Regions from separate parts of the Homo sapiens genome. Here regions 2, 3 and 4 are each linked to region 1. Evidence: read pairs that join two places in POLR2A ChIA-PET (ENCODE). Cell type or tissue: MCF 10A. All regions are shown on one strand. Region 1 has its middle 60 kb from the start of MAGEF1. Region 2 has its middle 40 kb from the start of EPHB3. Region 3 overlaps LINC02069 (long intergenic non-protein coding RNA 2069). Region 4 has its middle 29 kb from the start of MAGEF1.

What was found. Peaks named below come from ENCODE experiments on the same cell type or tissue, not always from the same donor. Only the 100,000 strongest peaks of a DNase experiment are listed, where the experiment ranks them.
Region 2: POLR2A ChIA-PET joins it to region 1 with 18 read pairs; 7 of 35 experiments call an interaction of 5 or more read pairs at or near these places.
Region 3: POLR2A ChIA-PET joins it to region 1 with 30 read pairs; 4 of 35 experiments call an interaction of 5 or more read pairs at or near these places.
Region 4: POLR2A ChIA-PET joins it to region 1 with 12 read pairs; 2 of 35 experiments call an interaction of 5 or more read pairs at or near these places.

The regions. Positions count from the first base shown.
Region 1 is chr3:184,649,970-184,653,969 of GRCh38, reverse strand. No RefSeq gene overlaps it. Among named protein-coding and RNA genes, the nearest start is that of MAGEF1, 60 kb to the left of the region's middle. In MCF 10A, no CTCF peak of the experiment used is centred here; DNase peaks (open chromatin) are centred at 1,279 and 1,829.
Region 2 is chr3:184,599,402-184,603,401 of GRCh38, reverse strand. No RefSeq gene overlaps it. Among named protein-coding and RNA genes, the nearest start is that of EPHB3, 40 kb to the right of the region's middle. In MCF 10A, no CTCF peak of the experiment used is centred here; a DNase peak (open chromatin) is centred at 2,301.
Region 3 is chr3:184,764,524-184,768,523 of GRCh38, reverse strand. LINC02069 (long intergenic non-protein coding RNA 2069) reads left to right here. Exons shown (of 3, transcript NR_110043.1): 2 at 3,055-3,204. Among named protein-coding and RNA genes, the nearest start is that of LINC02069, 6.6 kb to the left of the region's middle. In MCF 10A, no CTCF peak of the experiment used is centred here; DNase peaks (open chromatin) are centred at 1,783, 2,673 and 3,263.
Region 4 is chr3:184,739,044-184,743,043 of GRCh38, reverse strand. No RefSeq gene overlaps it. Among named protein-coding and RNA genes, the nearest start is that of MAGEF1, 29 kb to the right of the region's middle. RefSeq lists an enhancer at 1,880-2,398. In MCF 10A, no CTCF peak of the experiment used is centred here; DNase peaks (open chromatin) are centred at 1,713 and 2,383.

The DNA of each region.
Region 1 (4,000 bases):
AATGCCATTTATTTTTTATTTTATTTTATTTTTTTCATTTTTTTTTTTTTGAGATGGAGTCTCAGTCTTGTTGCCCAGGCTGGAGTGAAATGGCGCAATCTCTCGGCTCTCCCATGTTCAAGCAATTCTCCTGCCTCAGCCTCCTGAGGAGCTGGAATTACAGGCGCACACCACCAGGCCCAGCTAATTTTTGTATTTTTAGTACAGATGGGGTTTCACCATGTTTAGCAGGCTGGTCTTGAACTGCTGACCTCAGGTGATCCACTCACCTCGGCCCCCTAAAGTGCTAGGATTACAGGCATGAGCCACTGCGCCCAGCCTGAATGCCATTTAAATCTATCTATTGGATTTGTAATTATACCTCTTTATATTAATTTTGAAATGGTTGCCCCAGGGATTACAACATATCGTTAAATTTTCACAGTCCACTTAGTTACTATTTCAAGTAAAATGTAGAAACCATTGCCCGCTACCCCCATCCTTTATGCTATAGTTATCATATGTATTACATCTACATACATTATAAAACCCATAAGACAATGTTATATTTTTTGCTTTAAATTATCATGTGAATTCTAGAGCAATTAAGAGGGCTCACTGCCAAAGGGAACCTCAAAATTAGAGGAGGCCTTTCTCAGGAATCTGATTTCGCTCATCAGTAGGAAAGGAAACCTGGATCTTTCAATGTTCTTTCACTTAATTCTAGCTGAAGGTGAGTTCTGGGGCCACAGATCAGAGCCACAGCTGATTCATCTTTATCTCGCCTTTGAGAGTCTTCATTAAGTCTCCTGGGCCCCGATCATCCTACCCAAAGTCCTTTACACTGTTTCCCACTGGTCCTTGGTGGTCAGACATGATGACCCAGAGTGACTATGCAGATTAAGACTCATCAGTATCCTGTCTTCCTCTCCTTCTCTCATAAGAGGCACTTTTGCTGATCTTTTTATGAGTTGTGTTTTTTTTTTCCTCACCTCTCCTCCTAGGTTATCTAGTTCCTGAAGGTAAGGAATCTGGTCTTATGCATAGTAGGTACTCAGACAACTTTACTGAAAGAGCAAATGAACCCTAAATGCATTTTCTGGCCCTTCTAAGGGCAGTCATGCACAGAAGGCAAAGTGTACAGGGAAGAGAAGGAGGCACATGGGTATCTGCCTCAGGAGTGACGGGAAATCATTTCCAGGGGCAGGAGGTATAGCCAAAAACATCACCGCGGATTGATGGCGGGATTGCAGAGAGCCTGGAGTTGACTGTGATGAAATGTACATGTGGGCGTTGAGAATGTGAAGGCTGCAAAACGGGGGAGGCTACCAGCCCAGGATGTGTGGGTGGAACCAGGATTTTCAGCATGCTTGTGTGTACCTGGAGGAAGTATGTCCTGGGCCACCCAGAGCTGCTGACACTGCAGCCTGGAGGGCTGAGGCTTTTTAGAGAAACCATTAGTCTGGTGACAGGGAGAAGAAGGAGAAAGTGGCCAGGGCCAGGGTAGGCACAGGGCTGGTTTGCAGGGCTGTGGGCCTCACCATAAGGGAGGCAAGTGGAGGGCATTCATCTGGGTGCTTGTGGGAGACATAGAGAGTCGGGGTTCAAGGGAGTGGAACTGAGACTGATCAGAAAAGGTCCTTCGTTCTGGAACAAAGGGTCCCAAGAGTGTCCTTTGACCTAAGCCTCAGGAGGAAGAAGGTTGTCTTGGCACAACAGGGTCTCCCCGGGGTCAGGATAAAGGAGGAGCCCATGACTGGGAAGAGGTGAAACTGGGAGTGTCTCTGAGTCATGCCCTCAGCCTGTGCCAAGCTAATTGAATGACATGAGACTTGCAATACCTAATTTCATACGAAATATGATAATGGAGTAATGGGCCAGATTTTTGCATGTGGCTTGTAGAAAAGCTGAGAAGGAGGAGAGATGGAGCAGGAACAAGCCGCAGCACGTTTCAGCTCATGAGAGCCAGTTAGCCAGTCTGCTGGGCACTGCCAGCTGCGGTGAATGAAGTGCCTGTTGTTTCAAGGCAGGGGAAAATGGGTGACCGTTATTTTTAGTGAGGAATTCATATCCAACATGGTGTAAGGTTAAACAAATCTACAAGCGAGACTCGACCTGTTATAATAATCTTAAGTGGTTTTGGCCCACAGCAGGAGGGAGAGGCAAAGGTACAGCTGCTTGTGAGACCTACTGTGTGCCCATCCCCACAGCAGGCTGCCTACTAGGAGGGTGCCACGCTCAGGCTTTGTGGGAGCTGGAACATGGACATTGTGAGAGTTTGGGGTTGCTGGAATTTTCCTATTTTATAACACAGACTAGCTAGCTCTTTAATGTATTAAACTTCTTCCCAACACTATATGGTCAGCACAATTTTGCAAAAAGACGGTGTTAGGCCTTCCATGAGGTTTCTGGGTATTCAAGCCAAGAACAGTGTGAACCCCTCCCCGCAACCCCTTTCCCATAAGGAAATGCCTGAGTATTTGAAAATGCTCTTTTACTTCCAATCCAGTCTAACTGCAGCTTCCCTTACATTCAAGGTGACTGCCATTGTGGTTAAGGGCCTGGACAAACTGGATCTTTGCAGAATTTAAAGCGGATTCAAACAACTCCTGAAGGCCACCAGCCTCCGTCAGGAAGCCTCCTCCAGTGTGGGAGTGTGGAGGCCACTGCTTCAGACTGATCTCTTGGCTCAGGGACAGATGTGGTGAGCTCTTTCTTGGCTGGAGCAGCTGATCCAATTCTGTAAGGTGGCCCTGCTTCTCTGCCCAATACGGGAGACAGCAGGGCTTATTCCTAGTCTTTATAAAGTGGGCTGCTCATCACTATGGGGAATTCTGAATGCAGCAAGGGTGGTCAGGATCAGCTGGACAGGAGTCCTTTCTGGACTCCACCATGAATGGTTCTGCCTGGACACTTGGAAGTTTAGGCAGATCCATCCTGCTTGAGGTTCTTCAGGGTCATCTTTACAACAAAGAAATTACTAAATTCCTGGTAAATAGCCAAATCACAGAAAAAATCAACTACAACTTTATCAAACGACTAAAGTAAGCATTTTGCTTAATTACAGATGTGCAGCATGGTTGTCTTTCTGGTTCTCATGGCCCATCCCTGCTCCTCCAGGCAGGGGTGGGTGAGCCTGCGTTCTGACCTGGACTCAATCGCCTCTCCATGTTGTCAGTTTGTTTTCTTCATCTGCCCATGTTGCCAGGGACCTAGAGACCCTATTTCTATCTCTTCAATACATGGTGGTTATACTGCAATGCCTGGCTTTGCAATTGGCAGCGGCTCATGAGGGCTTTTCTGCTGCCAACTCTGCGTGCTTCTGACCCCCGTCCCTCATCGCGTCACCCTCTGCTGGTTTGTCCCTCTGGCCTTGCTCCCCGGAGGTGCTACATCCAACCTCTCTCAGCGTCCCTCTCAAGGCTCCCTCCTGCAGGTCCACACTGTCTATGGCCCTCAGCTGTGAGGGCTCTGGAGGCTGGGTCATTGCTGCACAAAGCCACTTTATGACAGAGAGCCCTTCAGCCAAGCATGGAGGTCAAGGCTAACAGTTGGCATTTTGACACCTGCATGCTTATTTTTTGTTTTCCACTACACATCAGTCCTGCAATCACAATTATATACCTCAAATGTTTTCTAATTAGTCTATTGGCACACAAAAAATTCCTTCAGTATAGCATTATTGCGGTGACCGTCACGATCATCCCAAGCCATTAATTCATAAGTATCATCATTAGTAGTTTAATAGTTAACCAAATAGTAATATATTTTGTTTAATAATTAAAATAATTAATAGTGATTTATTATTAAATTATTACCATCGGTCTGTGCCTCTGCCCAACTCCATGAGGGCTTTACCTGGCCCTTGCAGGTGGCACCTGTGACAACAGGTCACACAGTGGAACTCTGACCGCAAGGGTGGCCAGGAACCTTTTGTCCCTTGTTTGGTGCTGAATGTTCATATTGCGCCCCAGCACCCACCACTTCCTGTGCCTCCTCCCCATGGCTCTCTTCATGTCAT
Region 2 (4,000 bases), 51 kb after region 1:
AATCCAGCTCCTTTCATTCCAAACTGTGTGCTCTTTGCTGCTCTGCGCTGCCCTTGGACATGACTATTTTGTGCTATTTATAGTTTCTGAGCTTATCACTTTTTTCTTAATATTGGTGAATTTTTTTAAGGGACTCCAGCCTGTTCTAACTGCGCTCAGGGAGGATAAAGAGGAAAGTGTGTCTCTGCACTTGTGCCGGGCTTCAAAATACCAGGCACGGGGTGTTGGGGGAGTTGGGGATGGGTGGAGTGGCAGGGAAGGAGCCTCCAGGGAAGGCGAGGTTCCACCAGCTGGAGTGGAGGGTTCTAGGGAAGCCCCTGGGGATCTCCTCTGGCTCTAGCCATGGAGAGCCTTAAACACAGCTCTCCCACACCTCCCACACCCAGGATCCGGAGTCAGCCCTGCAGTGCCCAGCCACAGGCCTGCCCAACTCAGCGGGAAAGGATGCTTGGTCCGGAGGTGGCCCAGCAATAGGTCTGCTCCCCTGGGGGTATTTGCCTGGCAGCCAGGGTAGGACACACCTCTGGGAGGACAGACAGGCATTCAGAGGTTGAGACAGGGAGAGACAAAGGTGGGGAGGAAGCACTAGAATGAGAGGGATAGACAGGAACACAGAGAGGGAACAAGGGAGCTATTCAGAGAGTCAGAAAGAGAGGGGAGGCCGCCAGGGAGAGAGAAAAGACAGAGAAAGAGGGGCGAAAAGAGAGACAGGCAGGCAAGGGGGTGGTGGGCAAGAAGGGGAGGAGAGCAGGGGGAGAGAGAGGGAGGAGTGAGAAAGCTGGGCAGGAACAAGAGACAAAACAGAGATGAAGAAGAAACGGGAGAAAGGGGAGAGGGAGAGGTAAAAAAGAGAAGTGGAGAGGAGCAGAAAGGAGGAAGAGTAGAAAATGGGGGAGAGGGAGAGGAGAGAAGCCCAGGGGCAGGAAAGCAGAGGCAGCGCCAAGAGCTGGAGAGAGGGAAAGAGTGAGGGGCGACGAGGAGGACCGAGGGGCAACAAGGAGGATCGAGGGGCGGTGGGTGGGACCGTGTGCTAAGCCTTTTCTTTCTCCTTTTTGGGGTGGGCGGCGGATCTCCGCAGAGATAACCCAGTCAAGCCCCCTGCCCCCCGTCCCAGCGAGGGGCCGCAGCTGTATAAATACCGGGGGTGGGGGAGCTGGGCTGCCGCCCAGGGGTCAGCGACACCGGAGAAGGCTTTGCTGTCATTAGCTAATTGAGCCCCAGATGTTAAGAAAAGGTTACGTCCTCCTCCGGAGAGTTTTTCTTTTTAAACACTTTACACAGATTCCCCGGCCAAAATGGCCAGGAGGGGCCCGCCGCCCCCAGCCTCCCCTCCCGCCCCGCCCGCGGGCCCCAGCCCCGGGGCTCCCCGAAGCCGCCAGCCGCGGCTGCTGCCCCTGTAATCCAAGTGGCCTGCCCGGAGGTGCGGCCGCCAGGAGCGGCGGGGACCACCGGCGGCGGAGCCGGCCCCCGGCCCGGGCGGCAGACTGGGAGGTCAGCCCGGAGGGAGGGCGTTGGGGAGCGGGGTACCCCGGGGAGGGGGGCTCTCAGGCTCTTAATCCCCCTGAAGGTTGCAGATCAAAGGTGCTTGTACGAGGCCGAGGCGGGGCGGGTGGGTCGGGGGCCGGCTCGGGCCGCAGCCTTCCCCTTGCTCTGCGGGCTGGGGCTCCCGGGCCAAGGACCCCAGACCGACAGCCCTCGGGAGGTGGCTCCGGCTGCGGCGAGGACTGTGGGCCTCTCTGGCTCGGGTTCGCCTGCGGGAAGGTGGCCAAGGCGCCCCCACGGGCCTTCGTGGAACTTCCCCCTACCCGGGTCGAGGGAAGGGTGTAGGTGCCTGCCTCCCCCCACCCCAGAACAGAACGCTACAGTGCCAGGCACTTGACAGATATTCTTTCATTTAATCCTCACTGCGATCTAATGGGTTTTTAAAAAATTGTTATTATTATTAGCTCATAAACGAGGAAACAGGTTTCTAAGAGGTTAAAGCCGCTTGCCCAAGGACATACACCGCTAGAAAGTGACAGAGCTAGCATTCTACCAGGCTCAAAGCCCCGCCCTTCCCACCTGGCTACCCCCGCAGCCCCTCCACTCTTTCCTCTTCTCTCCCACCCTCTTCGTCTGTCCTCTCAGGCTCCTTCAGTTCCACAAGAACAACCCACCCACCTGTGGCCCTGGCGAGTGAGGCGGGGGTGGGGGGAGCAGGGCAGTGCCAAGGGTGCGGCCCATGTGGCAATAGCTACAGGCTAAATGTGAGGGATGGGGCTGGGCAAGCATGTGCCTGGGTTGAATCTGTGCTGAAAGAATGTTCGTATTCCCCCTCCCCAGAGGTGGGGCTCCCTGCTCAGAATAGAACCGAGCAAGTCAGAGCTAGAAGGGGCCTTCAAGACTGTGGGATCCAACCCTGTCTTTGAGATGAGGAAGCTGAGACAGGGAGAGGTAATGAGTCCTGCCCAAAGTCACACAGCCAGTTGGTGAGAGCAGGAATGAGAGGTCAGGTGATCAGTGAGTGCCTGTGTGGTGCCGGGCACTGGGATAGCTGCCACACTGCAAAGTGGGCACTATCTTCTCCATTCTAGAGATGTGGAAACTGAGGCTTAGAGAAGCTAAGTGTGCCCAGGGTCTCTCAGGTAGAAAGTGGAAGAGCTGGTTTTGAACCCAGATCTTTCTGACTCCAAAACGCCTTCCCTTTCCACCATCCCAAGAACACTGGGCTAAGGAGTAGAGATTGGTTGAGAGAGGGTCATGCACTGAACAACTCTAGAGACAGGAGGGAAAGGGGATGCAGGCTGAGGAGCATTCCATTCTGCAACCTGAGTAATCAGGTCCCTTCTCCACGGCCTCCTCGCTAAAATGGCCTAAATACTGAGGTCCTTCCAGAATCCCCTCTTGAGAGTATTGGTGGGAGGGGAGAAAGTGCTCTTCTGGGTTGCAAAAGTCTCCTGGGGTGGTGGCTCTTCTGGGTTGCAAAAGTCTGGAGATACAAGAGAGGGCTTCATCCACAGGCTTCCTCTGATTCCTGACCTGCAGGAGGCCACGGTTCAGCTCCAGGCAGGTGAAGGGGCCTTACAGCTTAGCTCCTTCATGCCAGAACCATACCTGGCTTCCCAGGGGCCACCAAGAGTGCAGTGTCCCTCCTCCCTGTCCCTATTGGATATGCCCTACCAGCCCGGCTCCATCCACAGACTCCTGAAGCTTCATCCTCATATTCCTCCCGCTTCGTAGTCCTGTCTACCTCTTCTTAGCTTCCTGCTGACTCCATTACACTCATTTATCCATAAGTGCATTCAACACAATTTATCAGGGGCCTGTACTATGTGTCAACACTGTGCCAGGCACTGGGGATACAGCTGAAAGCCAACTGTCCTTTTCGAGCTTGCAGCCCTGGGAGAGGGCAGAATTAACCAAGAAAATATGTGTGTAAGTGTCTAATAACAAATTGGTAAGCAGTGTGAAGGAAAGTACCCAGTGCTTTGAGAAGTTACATCAGTAAGGACACTGTGTGTATGGGATGATTATTGAGACTACAGAGGCTAAACATTACTATTACTAATAATTACCCAAAGAATGGGGCCAAGGCACCCCACTTGCAATCGTGCCCACACGCCATCTGTGATTCCATAGTGGATCTTCAGCCTTCCCCCAACGGTGGACTGCCCAGTCTGTCCTGGAGGGCCCAGCTGATATGGGCGAAAGTGGGGTGATCTGATGGTGGCCTCAATGCCAACAGTCCCCTCCATTTCCTGGGGCAGAGTTTGGGCTGGCCTGGTCCAGAGGTGGTAAGGAGGCCGAGGGAGAGGTTGTTCACCCAGGTAGCAGAACAGGGCCCAGGCTTGGGACTAGGAGGACTGGGTGCTGGGAGGGGGTGCAGCTAGAATGGGGGAAGGTGTCGTGCGCTCACCTTATGGGTATTTGGCATTGTCACTCAAGGAAAAATTACTCCCTGCTCTGCTTCCAACCAGATCCTCCCATCCACCCTCACACTGACACACATGCACTCTCTCTG
Region 3 (4,000 bases), 110 kb before region 1:
CACAATGGGCAAAGAGTGACCAGGCTGACTTCTTCTTCTTCTTCTTTTTTTTTTGAGATGGAGTTTTGCTCTTGTCGCCCAGGCTGGAGTGCAGTGGTGTGATCTTAGCTCACTGTAACCCACGCTTCCCGAGTTCAAGCGATTCTCCTGCCTCAGCCTCCCAAATAGCTGGGATTACAGGCACCCGCCAACACGCCCAGCTAATTTTTGTATTTTTAGCACAGACGGGGATTCACCATGTTGGCCAGGCTGGTCTCGAACTCCTGATCTCAGGTGATCCTCCTCAGCCTCCCAAAGTGTTGGGCTTACAGGCGTGAAACACCGCGCCTGGCCTATGCTGTCTTCTGGAGATGGACTGAAGGCCACACCAGGCCTCGGGACACAGCCTGAGGGCTTCAACCCCTGGGAAGGGATTTCTTCAGAAAACAAAGCTGAAAGAGGCAGGTCTCCTGATTTAACGGGGCATTTGGTTCAGCCTTTGCGATGGAGGTATTCACCTGTGCTGTGAGCTCTGCATCCTCCCCTACCTAACCAGCACAATTTGTTACATGAAATCTGTATGACTTTAGGCAAGGCACCAACCACCCTGCTTTGTGCCTCAGTGTCCTCGTTTATAAAATGAGAGGTTTCCAAACTCTATTTCTCCTTGAAACAGGAGAATCTGGTGAAGCCCCCTTAGTGGAAGGGAGTTCCATCCCTGCCCCTTCCACTTGCTGACAGTCTGCATGTGGCGGGGGCACGCGTTTCTCTAATCCACAGTGTACGTGTAGTGGGTGCTGTCCCCCCCAGGAACCACCCTTGGCTGAAGGGAGCCGTCTTGCCTGGGTTTCCCCCTCCCAGAGGGCACAAGGATCCCATCGCCTCAATGGGGGCACATCTTAAAAGGGCCACCCAAGCTTCAGCACACCAGCCTCGCTGCCGTTCAGCCTTTCCTGTGCCAGCCTGCCTTCATGACTCCCCAGCGGGGCTGCTCCGTGAGTGCTCCCAGTTACCCTGCATGCCGACAGCCCATGAGTGCTCCCAGTTACCCCGCACACCCAGAGCCTGCGTTTTGAGAACCTGGCCCAAAGCAGTACTCAACCACAAAACAGGGGCAGATTCCTACCTCTCGGCTACGGTGAGGGTTAAGTGAGCACACTGCTCACATGAAATTTCCTCTCCAACGCAGCGCCTGGACTATAGTAAATGAGCCATACATACTTGTTCATTTCCTCCCTCTCTCCATTCTTTCTTCCCCCAAGTGTGTTTATAGTCTTTATTGTGAGTGTTCTCTATCCTTGGAGAGAGACATCTGGCTCTCTGTTCATTGGCAGAACTGAAGTGATTGACACACTCTAAACCTAGTAAGTGTCTCATCCCTTTCTGACATACAATTGTTTATGTAGCTGTGCTCACTCCTCATACCAACACACACACACGCACACACACACACACGTACAGACACACACACGCACACACATGCCCACAAGTGGTATTGCCGAATCCTGCAGTCTTTGTAGTTTCACAAACATCCAAATCTTGACACCACTGCCACAACACACAGAGAACTGCTTGTGTGGAGACCTGTATGCCAGGTGCTGTGAGACATCCCAGGAGGGAGAAGCTCATTTTCCAATGATGGAATCAAGGAGGGCTTCATGAGAGAGGTGACATTTGTCATGGGCTTTGAAGGCTGCATAGAAATCCAGCAGGCAGAGGGGTGGGAGTGGCTTTCCAAGCCAAGGGAACTGTGGAGTTGGGAAAACACAAAGCATGTCTAGGCAAATCCTCCAGTCTAACTGAAGATAAAGCTTCAAGAGGAGGATGAGAGGGAGGAGCCAAGGGTGGGAAGGTAGTTTGTGACTTGACTGGGTGGGGCCTTGAGTGCCAAGCTGAGGCCAGAAGTAATGAGATTCTACTGACAATTTCTGAGAGGTGGAGGGAGAGCTTTTGGAAGGTCAGTCATGGAGATGATTGAATGAAAAAGATACTGAGGTCAGGCCAGACGCGGTGCCTCATGCCTGTAATCCCAGCACTTTGGGAGGCCAAGGTGGGTGGATCATATGAGGTGAGGAGTTCGAGACCAGCCTGGCCAACATGACAAAACCTTGTCTCTACTAAAAATAGAAAAGGTAACTGAGAGTGGTGGCACACACCTGTAGTCCCAGCTATTCGGGAGGCTGAGCTAGGAGAATCGCTTGAACCCAGGAGGCAGAAGTTCTAGTGAGCCGAGATCACGGTGCTGCACTCCATCCTGGGAGACAGAGCAAGACTCCATCTCAAAAAAAAAAAAAAAAAAAAAAAAAAAGGAAAGATACTGAGGTCAGAAAAACAGTGAGGAGGCCGTGGTAACAGACAGAGCTAGCAAGGACCCCCCTCCTGGAGAGGGGATTGGTAGACCAGGAGAACAGGAGGAGTCTCAGGATAAGAATGTGAGCATCCACCCCTTCCAGATCACCACTACCACGAAAACCTTCAGGGGCAGCTGTGCACATACCCCCAGCTCATCATCTGAGAACGGGTGCCAAGTGAACTCCATCTCCAGAAATTGTTTGGGGAAGTGAAAGAGGAAACCGAACTCAAAATAAGGGTGCCTGACTCACTGTCTCTCAGTGACCATGTGCAGAAAAATCCTCTGAGCCTGCCACCAGCCACCTCCTCTGTCCACACCTTACTTCACAGGAATTCAGACACCAAGAGGGAGTCCCACACACGAAACACCTGGAGACGTGAAGAAACAGACTCAGCCCTACCTCCCTCCTCCCTCGCTGCGAGGTCTTGGGCAATCACTGACATATTTCCGGGCCTCAGTTTTCTCATCTATAAAATGATAATAATAACCAGCACTACCCATTTGTGGGACTTTTATGAGATCAAATAGCCCAATAAACTCGAAAATGCTTAAAGCTCTTTGGAAGAAATGCAAGTGTAATTGTTGAAGTTGTTATGTCATTGGATATTACTATCGCCACTACCGCTATAAACTTGCATATCTCTTTTCTCTGAAGAGGTCAAATGCTGTTCATGGTGTTCTTCTTTCATGAATAATTTCCAAACACCTCCTCTTGTTTACAGGTGGGCCCTACACGAGAAGGTTCCACAGATACTGCCTGCCTAAAGTGGATCTTGAGTCAGATCCTACGAAAGCCAGAAGGAGGGCATGGCTGAGAGTACCTCGGAGAGGCAGAAAAAGGGGAGCTGACTCAACACTGCTCTGTTGGGAAGGTGCGGTGTCCCGGGGAGGGAAAGGCAGGTGACTCAAGGTGAAACTTTCTGGACACAGAGGAGCTGGGATCTCTCATCCAATTCATGCAAATCCTTGGCTGCCTCAACCCAGATCCCACCCCTCCCCATACGAGGCTACCTTCTGGTCTCACTGCCTTGAAATCTAACAGTGCAGCCAACGTGACTCACCAACCATGTGGCTTGCAAACATCACTAAGCTTGTCTCATTTTCCTCATCTGTAAAATGGTTTAATAATCTCTGAGCTGCCTGCCTTCCAGGGCTGATGTGGGGAGGAGGAACCCATGGGCTGAGGATGTAAGAATGCTTTGGTGACTATGAGGTGTTGTATCAAGGTAAAGGGTTGTTGAGGGAATGTTTTAAGATGATTTCTGGGTCAGGCGCGGTGGCTCACACCTGTAATTCCAGAACTTTGGGAGGCCAAGGCAGGTAGATCACCTGAGGTCAGGGGTTCGAGACCAGCCTGGCCAACATGGTGAAACCCTGTCTCTACTAAAAATACAAAAAATTAGCCAGGCGTGGTGGCAGGCACCTATGATCCCAGCTACTCGGCAAGCTGAAGCAGGAGAATTCCTTGAACCCGAGAGGCAGAGGTTGCAGTGAGCCAAGATCGCGCCATTGCAATCCAGCCTGGGCAACAGAGTGAGACTCCGTCTCAAAAAAAAAAAAAAATGACTTCTGGCTTGAGGGTGGTGGTGGTGGTGGCGACTGGAGGCTGCTCTGGAGTGGTTAGGGGAGATGTTGGGGGAATCCCAGGAAGCCAGACCCAAAGTTCCA
Region 4 (4,000 bases), 89 kb before region 1:
GCTTCCTGCTGTTGGTGTACGGTAACCTCCACAAAGGCCTGTGTGTTTAATGACACCAGATTATCCCTACCTCCCCCATCCCTCCTCTCCCTTCTTGGAGTTGCTGGGAGGCCAGGGGTGTGCTGCAGTGTAACAGAGCTGCGTCAGGGGAGGCTGGGGGCCAGAGCCTGTTAGATATACAGGGCCTGTTTGAGGGAGCTTAATATCCTCTTACTGGAATAACTATTGTCCCAGCTTCTCAACAAATACCAACCGTCATTAATAAAAGGACTAATAAAAGCATTTATTGCACTCAGGCACTGGTCTTGCTTTCTGTAGCTCCAGGGCCTTGGCAGAGGCAGCCGTTGAGGATGAGGGCTGGAAAAGCTGAGGCTCCCCCTGCACCCAAGAGCTCAGCCCAGGCCTCCAGCCCAGCCCATCACCCTTCCTAAGGCCAAGGGCCGCAATCGGTGAGATCTCTCGTCAAAGAAGAGCCGGGCAGTCAGACAGTGGGAGACTGGAGCATGAAGATAATGTATCATTTAGGCATCAGACTCCTGGGTCATTGTAAATAGTGACTATAGGGTGGCGAAAAAGAAAAGGTTGCTTATCATGACTTTATTTCAGGAAGCTGAAAGCACATCGTCTTGCAAGACTTTTTCCCACATTTTACAGAGGGGGAAATGAAGGTACACAGGCATTTAGGGGCACATTCAGTCATGTGATATATGGCATCCTTGCCAGAACTGACTAGACTCCAACAGTCCTTACTCCCAAAACTAGTACCACACTGATAGAAAAAGGAAGTGTGAGGCTATATCTATCTCCGCCCAGTCCCGGATTCTGTAAACGCTGTGATCATTGCCATCGCTTCTCTAAATTATTATTGTTATTATTGTAATAACTAGTGGGTAGAGTTGAGTGGGTGGTGTCAGATAATTACTAAGACCCCAAAATTAAAGTGGTTGAGTCCTTAATTTTCCACGGCTGCTCAAGATGAAAATGAAAGCTGGCCTCCAGGGGGCCCTGGGAGGAACCCTAATCTTGAGATAGAGGGAGCCCAGGTGGGGAAGGCAATGGAAGAAGAGCAGGCCCAAAAGGCCTAGGAAGCCACACTTGGAAACTCTAGATCCTGGATTACAGGACCCTGAGTGAGAGAGCACAGTCAAACCAACCTGGCTTCACGTCTTGGGTCTGCTTCTCCTTTGCTGCATGACCTTGGGAATTTACCTAGCCTCTCTGAACTTCAAGTTCCTCATCCATCAAATGAGGATAATAATCATAACTAGTCCCTAGAGCTGTTGTTGTAAGTAAGGGTTAGAGGACAGAGTGTGAGAAATCCAGAAATGTGGGCTCTTTGCTCCCTGAGCCTAGAGCTTTGTCAGTGAGGAGACCACTAACTGTGGGGCTGCAGAACTTTCCTGGCATCGGGGACATTAGGAGGCAGAGTCCTATTCTCAGGACTAGCAGTTCAGTGGGAAACAACTTTAGCCTCAGTTTCCCCCCTATTTAAGACAGGGCAACAAAATCTCTTGGGCCCTCGGCCCCTCCCTGCCCCAAGGGCTGTCAGATGGATAAAGGAGACATGGTCCTGGGAGGAAAGGTGGGCGTTAATAACAGCACCGTGGACCTCTATTATTATTGTCATTATTCTGGCTCTGTCCTGTAAGCAGCGGGGACCCAGGTGACTCACTGTCTGCCTGCAGCAGCCCAACATCGGCCTGTTGGGACTTGCCGGCCTGCCGGGATTCCTCCACCAAAGAGGCCTCTGCTTCTTTCTCAGCTCCCGATGGGAGCTGTCAGGGTCCCCATGGCTGGGTGGAAAGGGAGTGGGAGGGGGCATTTGAGACCACAGTGCACAGCTCAGAGAGGCTGGGACACCTGTGCCAACAGCTACGAGTGAGCCTAGGGCATGGAGTGGCAGGAGCTGGGGCTCCTGGAGGTTGTGGGGTTCGCACCTGGAGAGAGTACCTGATTCCTTCGGAGTGGTCCTGGGAATGGCAGGCCCCAGGGAGAGGGTGGTGAGAGACAGTGACAATTCAGGCCTGGGGCTGACCCTGGGACAGCTCTCCCAGGTGGGATGGGATGGGCAATGGGATGAGGACCAAGCCCCCTCCTCCTCCAGGGGAGCCGCTCTGGGTGGCTGGGGCCTGGCATAAGAAGCCGGTGGCATCAGCAGATGATTCTGAAACTCTGTAACCCAAATGCCTGGGTCCTAAAATCTCAGCAATTGTTGGGGGTAGAGAAAGGGAACTGGGGTGCCTCTGACAGCCACCAAGCCCCCTGCCATGCGAGCTCTCTATAAATGTGATTTGAACAGCTATGACTCACCCGCACACACCCCTGCAGTTTCGTGGTGAGGACACAGCTAATCATAGCTGTGTTTGGGGGAGGAAGAGGGATTTTGCCACAAGCTCCACAACAGTCCCTCCTTCTCCAGGATGGCAAAGCGGGTGTGACTGGCCAGGAGTTTGGCAAGTAGGAGTTTCTGCTTCCCTGGGGATTGGCTCTGCCCAGGGGAAGAGCACACCCCTAGAAGGGCCATTAAGGTCAGGGTTGGTTCCCTGATTTCTGATCAGAGATGACACCAGGAAGATCTGAGCTGGATTCCCTCAGATCTGTCAGTGATGATGTTTGCTTGGGTCTTGTTTTTGTTTTGATTAGAGCTGAAAGGCACCAATTACAGGACACCTAGTTGTATCCCAAACTATTGATGAGGAAATCGAGGCCTCATGAGGGTGAAATGACTTGTTCAAAGTCATAAAGGGAGAGTCTCAGAGGCAGAGCCACAGCCCCAACTGCAGATCTGTTGCTCTTTCTGCGAATTCTTCTATGTCTATTTTGATTCCCGAAGAAATGACAACAAAAACAAAAATATCAGCCACCATTCACTGACTAATACCTGCCAGTTACTAGATTAGGTGGTTTATGTATATTACCTCAGGCTGTGAATGCAGATGAGGCGTTCAAACATCAGGTTTACTTAGATCAACTCCACATTTTCTTCCAGGTCTGAGGTACAATCATTCTGGGGCACATGCTCTCAAATTCCCAGCCATTCTGGCTGTGCTTGCTTTATTTAATTGATCTACTACTTTCTACATGTGAGGATCTTGATTGGGCTCTGGGAATCTACAGATAAAATAGGACAAGTTCTTGACAGTGCACTAGGATCAATGATTTACCAGAGTTATAGACAAAGGATCAGGAATACAGACAAATGTGTACTGAGAAGATGAAGAAGGCTTCCAGATTCAGTGACATTTAGGCAGGGTTTTGAAGGCTGAGTAGGAGTTTGCCAGGTGGGGCTGTAGATGAGAAAGATGAAGTACATGCAAAGATAATCACATGTGGAAGAGCTGGTGGAGTGAAAGTGTTCTGTGTGTTTGAGAACAACAGATAGTTTGAGATAGAGTGTGGTGGAATGAAGGGGAAGGTGTTAAATCACACCACAGATGCGGGTTGAGACTACCTGAGCAAGGCCTTCCTTCCAGGCTAAGGAGGGCACCGCTCAAGAGGTTTAAGCAGACATCTGCTTTGGAAGGCTTCTGAGACTCTTATTCCTACTTTATGTAAATACATAGTCTACCTCTGATGTAGCCTGTCTCTCTCCCGCAGACCTCATTTGTCTGGGCACCTGTGAATATGTTTGTCCACCTGGAATGCTAAGAGGTCGTTCAGTGAGGATGACATGGACTGCCAGCTGTGGTCACAAACTCCTGCTCTTTGCCTCTGCACAAGAACATTCTGGGTGCTCCTCTGGCGTTCCTCTCATTGACTGGGTATTAGTGGGGTCTTTACACCCTGGCATTCTGCTCGGTCAGGCGCTGTCAGATGGCCCATGCAGTGGAGCTGGGCCGTGGACCCACAATAAACCCTTCCCTGTCCCTCTTCTGGTCCCAGCTCCTAGCCTACCCCAAACCAAGCTCTGCCCCTGTGAGAACTGCCCTCTTCACTTCTCCACCCCAACTCACATCCCAGGGTGCTTTAACCTTCCTGTTAGAACATGCTTTCTTTCTCC